Linked DNA regions of Mus musculus: region 2 is linked to region 1. The links are chromatin loops, found by intact Hi-C in ENCODE. Cell type or tissue: heart. All regions are shown on one strand. Each heading gives the region's core, and the rest is flanking DNA. Links, peaks and the distances in the headings are about the cores only. Region 1 holds the start of Pif1 (PIF1 5'-to-3' DNA helicase). Region 2 holds the start of Kbtbd13 (kelch repeat and BTB (POZ) domain containing 13).

Evidence for each region. Peaks named below come from ENCODE experiments on the same cell type or tissue, not always from the same donor. Only the 100,000 strongest peaks of a DNase experiment are listed, where the experiment ranks them.
Region 2: a loop joins it to region 1, with 2.9 times the contacts of the local background. A loop is called at or near these places in 1 of 42 quality-filtered maps.

The regions. Positions count from the first base shown.
Region 1 is chr9:65,584,696-65,590,066 of GRCm38, reverse strand. Pif1 (PIF1 5'-to-3' DNA helicase) reads right to left here and starts at 2,893. Exons shown (of 12, transcript NM_172453.5): 1 at 1,673-2,893; 2 at 930-1,062; 3 at 727-852; 4 at 463-616; 5 at 240-354; 6 at 13-119. The coding sequence starts at 2,218. In heart, for the core only: no CTCF peak of the experiment used is centred there; a DNase peak (open chromatin) is centred at 2,966; H3K4me3 peaks cover 3,006 bases; H3K27ac peaks cover 2,602 bases.
Region 2 is chr9:65,390,769-65,396,139 of GRCm38, reverse strand. Kbtbd13 (kelch repeat and BTB (POZ) domain containing 13) reads left to right here and starts at 4,488. Exons shown (of 1, transcript NM_028974.1): 1 at 4,488-5,371. The coding sequence starts at 4,488. In heart, for the core only: a CTCF peak has its summit at 2,989 (motif pointing left); DNase peaks (open chromatin) are centred at 1,579, 2,339, 2,949, 4,379 and 1 weaker place; H3K4me3 peaks cover 1,081 bases; H3K27ac peaks cover 1,023 bases; H3K27me3 peaks cover 2,187 bases.

The DNA.
Region 1 (5,371 bases), core at 164-5,163:
TCCGGGACCTACCTGCCTAACCTCACAGCCTGCAGTAGAGAGATGAAGGTCTGGTCTGCTTGCCTCCACACCTCAGTCAGCTCCAGAATCACAGGCACACACCTCCTCCAGCTCTTGGCCTGGTGGGGAAAGGACAGGGGTGAGTCAGGGATCAGAGGAGACTCCCCCACAAGCATAGGATCAGAATCGGGATGTAAGTCCCCCACAAGCAGAGGTCAGGGTTAGGGTGTGACCAGTACCTGAAAGCAGAACTGAGGCTGCTGGGAGCCTTTGGTCACTGGTGGCAACTGTAGGAAGTCCCCACAGATGATGAGCTGGATCCCTCCAAATGGCTTCTTCTGTTGCCGGACAGCTCTGGATGGGAGCAGGGAGTGCTTTAGAGACGGATGCTCGGTGGGCAAACCCCTTGGAGGAAATAACCAGACTCAGGTCTCAGTGACTGCCCTTGCCGTCCGTACTGACCTGGCCACAGCTTCCAACTTGTCAAAGAAGTCTGCCTCCACCATGGAGATCTCGTCAATGACCAAACGTTGGCAGTTCAGCCAGCCCTGCCGCACACCTGGCCGATTGGCCAGGGCCATGCACTGGGCCAGGGGAGCCTGGCCTGAGCCGATGCCTATGAGTGACGCAATTCAGTCTGGGCTGAAATCCCAGCCCCCCTCATCTCTCCCTCCTTTGCCACAGGTCTGGCTTGCTCTTACCCCAAGCCCAAGGGCTCACACTTACCTGCAAAGGCATGAAGGGTGGTGCCCCCAATGTGGCAGGCTGCCACCCCAGTGCTGGCAGTGGCCACAGTACCAGTAGGGGGCAGGGAACCCAGGATATGTTTCAGCAGGTAGGACTTTCCTGTCCCTGGGTAGTAGGCAAAGTCAGAGTTGCCTGCCTGCTCCCCCCTAGGGCTGCCCACCACCTTATTCCTGCTCTATTACCTGCGCTCCCAGTGAAGAAAATGCTCTGGCCTTTCAGAACCATCCTCAGCACAGCGGCCTGCTCTTCAGAAAGCTTCGGTTTGGTGGAGGGCATGCGCAGCTTCTTCACAGGCAGGGGCCACCTTGGAGCTTCCTGGGAGGAACAGGGCTGTGTCAGAACCTCCTGCCATGCTGCTTGGTCTGTATGCACTGCAAAACAGCCCTTTGCTGTGCTCTTGACGTCACTTGGAACTTTGAGCAGGCTTGGGTCATCCGAACTTAGTCCCGACAGATACCAGACTTCATTTCTGGCTTTTCATCAGTTCAGTGTCAGGCATCTTAGATTGGTGACCACACCCGATCGAATCTAAAAGCTCCGTCAGATCCACCTGATGGTTTTCTCCTCAGGTGATTGGACGATTGCCTGCCCCTGATCCCTTTCTATTATTTCCCAAAGTTCCTCTCTTCTGGGACTTAATACCCGTTCTTTCCTCTAAGTTTTTGTCTTGTCTCCTCCGCCGCTATTTCTTTGGATGTGGCCAGGATCCTAGTTTCCTGTTCTCAGCTTATCTAATCTTGGGACTTACTGGTGGGTAAGCATGGATGATTTACACCTCACCATCATATTCAAATAAGGTACGATGGGCATTTCAAATCACCAGCTGTCTCCTTAATACTCCTGACTATCTTCCCCCAACCTTGGGCCTCCAGGGTTTCTTCGATCCTCAATAATAGCTCGCCCACACTCCCTTTTTGGTTCTCACCGTACTAGTCTGGGATTCCATTGGCCGCTTTTCCAGCGCAGAATCTGGAGCCTTGGTGGCTGCAGCACGCTGCAGTTCCTCTGGCTGCACTGGACTGATGGTGACAAAGTCTCGGGGCCGCGGGCCGAGCAACTGTGCGCGGGCAGAGGCGGGTCCCGGCCCAGGGGCAACCGCCAGCTTCAGGCGCAGCGTGCGCAGGAAGCGGCGCAAGCGCTCCGGGGGACAGTCGGAGAGGAGCAGTTGCACTGAGCCAGCTCCAGGGACTCCATCGGTGGGGAGCCGCAACGTGCTGCGCCCAGTCGCAGCGAAGCGGGTGAAGAGGCGCACGGCGCGTAGCGGGAAACAGCGTGGCCGCCCCGTGGGTCCCGGTGCCTGCAGTCGCAGCATTAACTCACGTCGTTCGTTTCGACCTAGGCTCAGCTCTGCGGCGCGCAGGGCCTGGCGCTTGCGAGGTTGCCCTCCAGGACTCAGCTCCTCCACGGCTACCCGGCACCGGAGCTCCGCATCGTCACATTCATCGGTCGCCGCCTCTGTGCTAGAAGGCATCTCCAATGCCTCTGCAGGCGTGCAGAGACCGGAGCGCATAAGTCACAGAAAATCGAGATGTAATAGGTGGTATGGCTGCGGTGACGGGAAATCCTGTCCAGACCTCTTAGTGTCAACAGGTTGTCACTGGTAACAGAAGGTGCCACCAAGATATTCCAAGCACTCTGGAGCGAGGAGAAACGTCCTCTGCTGCTGGAAGGTGGGGTCACATGCACTTAGGATTCGCGAGCGATTGTCCTGCAATGTCCACATTAGAAAGGTGTTCCTGCTCAGAAAAGAAGCTTGTTGAGGAGACTCACCCAGGCCAACAGGGGACTCGTTAGGGACTTCTACCCAGGAAGCAGAACAATAATCACACGTTGGGCGATGGGAAAGAGACTGGCTGGAAGTGAAAACAGGCTGAGACTTGCACACCCCCTTCAATAACCAATTAGTAGGTATCAGGGTCAGTGTGGTTCCAGTGCTTTGGAAAGGGTAAATGATTAGGGAATGTCTGGAACCTCCAGGCCCAGGAATCCATTGTCCCTCCGTCTGACCCACGAATCTGTACCTCTCCCAGCGAGGATCACTAAAATAATCGCGTTCTTTGCCTCCCACCTCAAGGATCCGATAGACTCGTTGCTTTCAGATGAAAAAGCTGATCTGAACCGGCCGGCAGAAAGCTTCAGCAGGAAGAACATTCAAATACTAGGAATAGAAAAACCACCCTATCACCGGCCTGGTCTTTAAATTCTCTAGCCAATCAGGGACAGGGGCGGGGGCGTGTCTACGGGCCGGCGTTTCTTCGTCTTTCCAACTCTCTGAGGACAGTTAACCAGAAGCAGGCTTTTTGTGTTTGGTCTTGGGTGCGTTTTAGAGTTCCACGAGTGGGCGTGGTGGGGTAGGGATGGGGCTGCGGCTCCGTGGCGCGTGGCGTATTGTTACCCAAGGCGGCTCTAAAGATTTGAGAACCCTTCAATTTACGCTGTCTGCTTTTCTCATTCTACCACCACCACATGACTGTGCTTGGCTTTGGGGAGACCCTGTTCCCACCCACAGAACGAACCACTGGCTCCTGTTCAGGTCATTCCCTGGGCCAGCCAAGTCCGCTTCCCTGTTCCCTAATTCTTTGCCCTTCTCTGCCCCCTTGTCTTTTACCCTGCTGAGACTACAGATGTCCAGTGGTTATAAAGGAAGCCAGTTAGTCCTTGTTCTCAGGGAATTCTTACTCCTCTGGTTGCTTTGACCACTCCGAGAATTTATCTTTTTCAGTTGGGGCCTTGTTACATTTTATAGGCTTTTTTTTTTTTTTTTTTTTTTTTTTTTGGTTTTTCGAGACAGGGTTTCTCTGTGTAGCCTTGGCTGTCCTGGAACTCACTTTGTAGACCAGGCTGGCCTCGAACTCAGAAATCCGTGTAGGCTGGTTTTAAAAATTCCTGGCCTTAAGGGATCCTCCTTCAGCTCCCTAAATAGCTGTGACTATAAGCACTTGACAAGATCCAGCTTTGAAAACTTACTTTTAATTATTATTTTTCCTTCACTGAAGTTTGAAATTACATAGCTGGAAGGGATCTTCTGGGTGGGTCCAGTCACCTCATTTTACAGATAATAATAGCCACTACAAACTAAATTCATTCATTCTTTCTTTCTTTCTTCTTTCTTTCCCCTCCCCCTCTTCCCTCCAAGATATCATATATCCAAGGCTAGCCTCAAATATCTCTAAGTTGCTACTCTCAGGGACATAACATTGAGTTTCTGATCTTTCTGCCTCCACCTAAATGTTACAATTCCATGCATCTACCACTGTGGCCAGTCAGCGCTGAGGATCAGAGTGTACAGCCCTCAAATTTGATATTCAAAATAAGAATTATAAGAATTGTTAAGAATTATTTTACTTTATGTGTATGAATGTTTTGCCTGCATGTGCTCCACTTGTGTGCCTGTTGAACCTCCTGAAACTGATGCTTGTGAACCACCACGTGGGGTCTGGGACTTGGAGATCTCTGCAAGACCCATGTGTGCTCTTTACTGCTGAGCCATCTCTCTAATCCTGAAAATGTTTTCGTTGGAACTGGAGGAATGGCTCACAGGTTAAGACCATTTGTTTTCAGCTAGTACAGTGACTCACAACCTTGTGTTCCAGGAGATCTAACACCTTCTGGTACACACATTCAAACATGTAGGAAAAACTCTATGAACATATAGATGTGTGTGCATATGCATATATGTTTAAATAAATATTAAAAATTTAAAAGCTATTCACAACATCACATAAAAACTCTGTATTTACTGAGATAAAAATTTATAATTCTTTCTTTTTTTCTTTCCTTCTTTTTTGGCTTTTTCGAGACAGGGTTTCTCTGTGTAGCCCTGGCTGTCCTGGAACTCACTCTGTAGAACAGGCTGGTCTTGAACTCAGAAATCTGCCTGCCTCTGCCTCCAAAAATTTATAATTCTTTTTTTAAATATAAAGATTTAAATATTATTATATGTAAGTACACTGTGGCTGTCCTCAGATGCACCAGAAGAGGGCATCAGATCTCATTACGGGTGGTTGTAAGCCACCATGTGGTTGCTGGGAATTGAACTCAGGACCTTTGGAAGAGCAGTCAGTGATCTTAACCACTGAGCCATCTCTCCAGCCCAAATTTATAATTCTTATTCTCAGACCCTTGTGCCCTAACATTTTATTATGAAAATATTCAAGAAAATATAATGCAGAAAGGTTAAAAGAACTTTACCGTAGAGCCCAAGTGATCGTTCAGCAGTTAAAGGCACCTGCCACCAAGCCTGACAACCTAAATTTGATCCTACAGACCCATTTGGTGGATGGATGGATAGAACCTACTCTTCTAAGTTGTCCTCTGACCTCCACATTTGTACCTTGTCTCTGTCTGTCTCTTTCTCTAACACACACACACACACACACACACACACACACACACACACACACTCACGTTTTGTTTTTTCAAGACAGGATTTCTCTGTGTAGCCCTGGCTGTCCTGAAACTCACTCTGTAGGCTAACTTTACCTGGAACTCAGAGAGTTGCCTGCCTCTGCCTGTAGCTTCTTTTGGGTTTTGAGACAGGGTCTTGCTAGAGAGTTCAGGCTGGCCTAGGACATGCTATGATACAGCCCTGGGTAGTCTTATACGAGCAATTCTCCTGCCTATG
Region 2 (5,371 bases), core at 191-5,190, 190 kb after region 1:
AACGTGGAGGTTGCGTTGTTGGGCCCAGCAATGGGCATGCGGCCAGTGTTCAGTAGATGTGCAAAGTAGGTAAGGGATGAACAGGTGAGGAGTGTAGGACTTGTAAGTCTTTCCTGGTGCCAAGATACCCACAAGCAATTGCACATAAAGCTAAGCTGTTGGGAACTCTGTGGCATCTTCTCCTGGGTCACAGCACAACATGCCTTCTATTGTTGCTCTGTGGTGCTTCACAATATCAAAACCTAGTAGAACCTTAGAAGTCATTGGCAAATCCCACTCCACAGTAGTGGAACTGAGGACTGGAGAGGCTGTGTAGCTTTGGCAAATTGGTGGCCACAGAGCATTGAAGGCCCAGGTAAGCATCCTTTTCCCAACTCCAGGAGCTGCAAGGTACTCCCTGCCCCGTGTACTGTCTTCACTACAGCTGGAAAGAGGCTCCACCATCAGACCATAGGGTGTTTTCTCCCAAGACAAGAGTTATGTCTGTCTCCTCCCATCAGGCAGTGCTCTTCTGGGACAGAATCTGGATTTCCCGTGGCTCACTAGGGATTCCAATAGGTTGGGGTTCAGGATTCCACTGAACAGACCCTGCTAGAGAGGTGACTGAGCAGTTACGTATTGTTCTTTTAAAAGAAGATTCAGTTTTGGTTCCCATCACCCACCTAGTGGCTCACAACCATCTGTAACACCAGTCCCAGGGAATTTGACACCTGGCCTCTGCAGGCACCAGGCATTCATATGGTACACATACATACATTCAGGCAAAATATTCATACACATAAAAATTAAATAAATAGGGCTAGAGAGATGGCTCAGTGGTTAAGAGCACTGACTGCTCTTCCAGAAGTCCTGAGTTCAAATCCCAGCAACCACATGGTGGTTCACAACCATCTGTAATGGGATCTGATGCCTTCTTCTGGTGTCTGAAGACAGCTACAGTGTACTCATACATAAAATAAATAAAATCTTTTTTAAAATTAAATAAATACATCTTTTTAAAAAAAGATGTATTTATTTATTATATATAAGTACATTTATTATATGTAAGTACAGTTACAGTGTACTCATACATAAAATAAATAAAATCTTTTTAAAAATTAAATAAATACATCTTTTTTTTAAAAAGATGTATTTATTTATTATATGTAAGTACATTGTAGCTGTCTTCAGTCACACCAGAAGAGGGCATCAGATCTCATTACAGATGGTTGTGAGCCACCATGTGGTTGCTGGGATTTGAACTCAGGACCTCCTGAAGAGCAGTCAGTGCTCTTAACCACTGAGCCATCTCTTCAGCCACTAAATATATCTTTTAAACATTTTTTAATTTAAAAAAAAAAAAGGAGGGGTGGTAAAGACCCTACTGGGTGCTGACCATGTAGCTGCAGATACGAATAAGGCTTAGGTCTGTGCTCCTCCAAGGCTCAGAGCCTGATGCCTGCCTGCCTTTTGTCCCTACCCCCATCTCTCTCAGTGTGGGGAGTGCAAACTGGAGAGGGGGGTTTGTTAGAGGTCAGACAAGGATCAGGCAGGGCCTGGGAACTCTGTGGGCTGCCCTCAGCCAAGACGGTTCCTTGTCCTCTCCATCTCCCAGAGGGCCACTCAGGATCTGGGAGGAGGAAACTCCCAGCTCTACACACCACCAGCTGGGGCCCTGAGGGTAGGACCAAAGGGCAAAGCCTCACTCAGCTCAGATGCAGAACCATGATCTCTACCCTATGTGGACCCCTCCCCATCATCAGGCTGTGGAAGGTGGAAACAGGGTGTGTGCATGAGCCTCCACCCACTCAAGAGGTCTTGACTTGGGAGGTTATGGATTGGAGAATAAGCGTCAGTCTAGAAGGGTTTTGTGATTTTTGCCTCCTGCTCTTAGTAGAAGCCGATGGTGGTTCTATTTGGCTCTGCCTGTCTTCTGCTAGGTGTCAGAAACAGGCTAGCTGATGGCAGCTATGCAGCAGCCCTGGCCTGACAATCTGCTTTCTCTAGCCCCTCTCCCTTCTGAGGCAAGGCTAGGCAGGTAGAGAGATGATGCCAGTCTAGAGGGGGAATAGCCTATAGGGCCAGTAGACAGTTCAGTCAAGTCCCACACTGAGGAAAAGCCCCCTTCATCTGGACGCCTCCCAGACACTCTGCCTGTCACTAAGGCCTAACAAGGATACAGGTAAAGAGCTGACACTGCAATGTCCACTTGTCCCCAAGAAAGGGTTGTCATACCTATTGCCTGGAACATTCTGGGCCTTTCCAGCCAATGTCTGGTCTCAGGGAAGGAGAGACACTGGCAGAGGGCCTGGGATAGTACCCACGGGATTTCTGCCCACCCCACCCCCATCTCCTTCCCCTCTTCCTGCCTGGTCCCTGGGGCAGAGCATCTGAGATATTTCTGGCAGTGTCCTCCAGGCCTCCGGCTTCCCAGGCTCACACAAGTGGTCCCCACACCCCAGGCCTGTTTTGATGGGGTGAACTAGAGTGTGCCTTAAGGGAAGCACATTTGCTGTGGGTCTGCAGATTTATCTGTGGGGTCTATGTCTGTGTCCTAACAGGGAAGAGGAGTCTCTTACCCTCCTCCTGCTGCCTTTTTGGTAATGCATAGCTGTTCCACCACCATCCCCAAACCAGGAGCCAGATGAACACTTCCCACACAGATACACCATCCTATCAAAGCCTGGTCCCCAGAGTGAAGTGGAAGGAGAAGGCAGTCATCAAACTCCTTTTCATCTGACATCTTGGGACCGAGTATTAGATGGTCAACCAGGAAAGCTGTGGACAGTTGGAAAAGTACCAGGGCTGCAGGAGAGCCTGGGGCTGTCTGTCCCAAGCTGCAAGATCTTGGGCAAGATCTCTTTCTCACACTTTTCACCAGGTCTTCTTGGGAATTCGTGAACCTGGGGTTCCTTTCACTGCCCTGAATTCTGTCCAGGAGGGACCAGGGCAGCACGGTTAAGGCACATACACAAACTGGCTGCATTCTGGCCCCAAGTCTGCCACCTGCTGGTCGTGGGCTAAACCCTTTCTTAGTTTAGCCTCTTTATCTAGCAAATGGGGGTGTTAGCAGCATCTAGTTCAGGGCTGTGTGGTGTGGCTCAGCAAGCAAACTTCTTGTTTAGCATGCACCACGTAAACTGGGCATAGTGGCACATGAACTTGGGAGATGGAAGTTGGAGGCTCATCCTTACTGCACAGCAAATTTGAAGCCAGCCTAGGATATATCAGACATGATCTAGAGAAGAAATCCAGCTCACAGTGTTGCTGTGAAGTAAGTGGAGATTGTCTATTCACCAAGGATATTGGGCAGAGGGCCAGAGTAACTACTCATGAATGTCGCAAGGGTTAGGAGTCAAAGTACGTATCACCCACAGTGGCAGCCACAGAGGGGTCAGGCAAGTGAAAACCAACACTAGCTTCCCATTTCCATTCCAAGAGAGGGGCAACTTCCACCTCTAGGGCTCACTGGATGCTCTGTTACATGAAAGGAAAGGGCTCAAAAAGAGGTTGAGATGGAACTGCGGAGACCACTCAACATTAAGAGCAAACCCTTGCTCTTCATCCAGAGGACAGGACTTTATTCCCATAATTTCTTTTCTTTTTTCTTTTCCATTCCCATAATTCCATTTCCAAGGGATCTGAAATCGTCTTCCAGTATTCAAGCCCAGGGCATGTCTGTGATGCATTTACATACATGCAGGCAAAATGGGAGTGGGGTATAGATTGGGCTATCCAGCAAGCATAAGCATAGACATATCTGAGATTCCTAGGCTGCCCATTTATTTTGGTCCTCTTTGGTCTCTCCCTTCAACCTGCCTTCCCCACTCCTTTGAGCTGATGAACGCTTGTCCTCATCGGAAAGACCTTAGCCAAGTCATATAAACTCTCCAGGCCTCATCCAGAACCCTTATGGCATTTGTCCTAATACTGTGTGTAGATGTTTCTATTTGCCCTATTTTAAAGGCGAGGAAACAGAGCCAAGGAGGTACATGTGTTGTATATACAGCTTAGTACAGTGTCAGTTAAATACGATATCTTTAAAAGCAGGCCTGGTAAGGCCCACAACACAGTGGGAATTCATTCTTTAAAAAAAAAAAAAAGTTATCTGTGTCTCTGTGGAGGTGGGATGAACGCCAGTGAATACAGCGGTCAGAGTCCTCTTTGTGAAGGGGGTTTCCTCCTTCCACCTTTATGTAGGTTCTAGGTTGAACCCAAGCCAACCAGGCTTCTAGACAAGAACCTGTTGAACATCTCTTCGGCCCTGTCACTAGTCTCTTAACGGAACTGAATGACCACACAGGTGTCCAGATGCCCTCTGGGCTCGGAGGCTATCCAAGCCTGCGGGCCACATCACATGAGCAGATCCTATCTTTAGCCAGGAAGGTATTTATAACCCCCAGGGAAGTTTTTTTTTCCCCTCCCCGCCCCGGGGTAGCCCCAGAGTCAGTGGCCCCTGGCAAATCTAGGCCCCCCAGCGGCAGCAGCCTCCACCCCTCTGGCTCATCATGCCCCCAGGCCCCGAGGTCCCAGTGCAGGTGTGGGTGGACGGTCAACTCTTCCAGGCGGAGCAGTCGCTGCTGGTGGAGCACTGCGGCTTCTTCCGCGGGCTTTTCCGCTCTGGCATGCGGGAGGCGCGCGCCGCGGAGGTGCGCCTGGGCGCGCTGAGCGCCTCCGGCTTCCGCACGGCGCTGCGGGTGCTGCGCGGAGAGCGGCCGGCGCTGGCGGCCGAGGACGAGTTGCTGCAGGCGGTGGAGTGCGCCGCGTTCCTGCAGGCGCCCGCGCTCGCGCGCTTCCTGGAGCACAGCGTCACGTCGGACAACTGCTCGCTTTTGTGCGACGCGGCCGCCGCCTTCGGCCTGCGCGACGTGCTCCACAGCGCTGCGCTCTTCATCCGCGACGGGTCGCACGAGCTGGTGGCACAACTGGAGCTGCCCGAGGCCCGAGCCTACGTGGCGGCGCTGCGACCCAGCACCTACGTGGCGGTGAGCACGCACACGCCCACACCGGGCTTCCTAGAGGATGCGTCGCGCACCATGTGCTTCCTGGACGAGGAAGAGGACGCATGGCGCACGCTGGCCGCGCTGCCCCTGGAGGCCAGCACACTGCTGGCGGGTGTGGCCACCCTGGGCAACAAGCTCTACATCGTGGGTGGCGTGTGTGGTGCCAGCAAGGAAGTAGTGGAGCTAGGCTTCTGTTACGACCCAGAGGGTGGCACCTGGTGCGAATTCCCCAGCCCTCACCAACCGCGCTATGATATGGCGCTGGCTGGCTTCGAAGGCCGCCTCTATGCCATTGGTGGCGAATTCCAGAGGACACCCATGAGCTCCGTGGAGTGCTATGATCCCGCCACAGGTTGCTGGAGCTTCGTGGCGGACTTGCCACAGCCGGC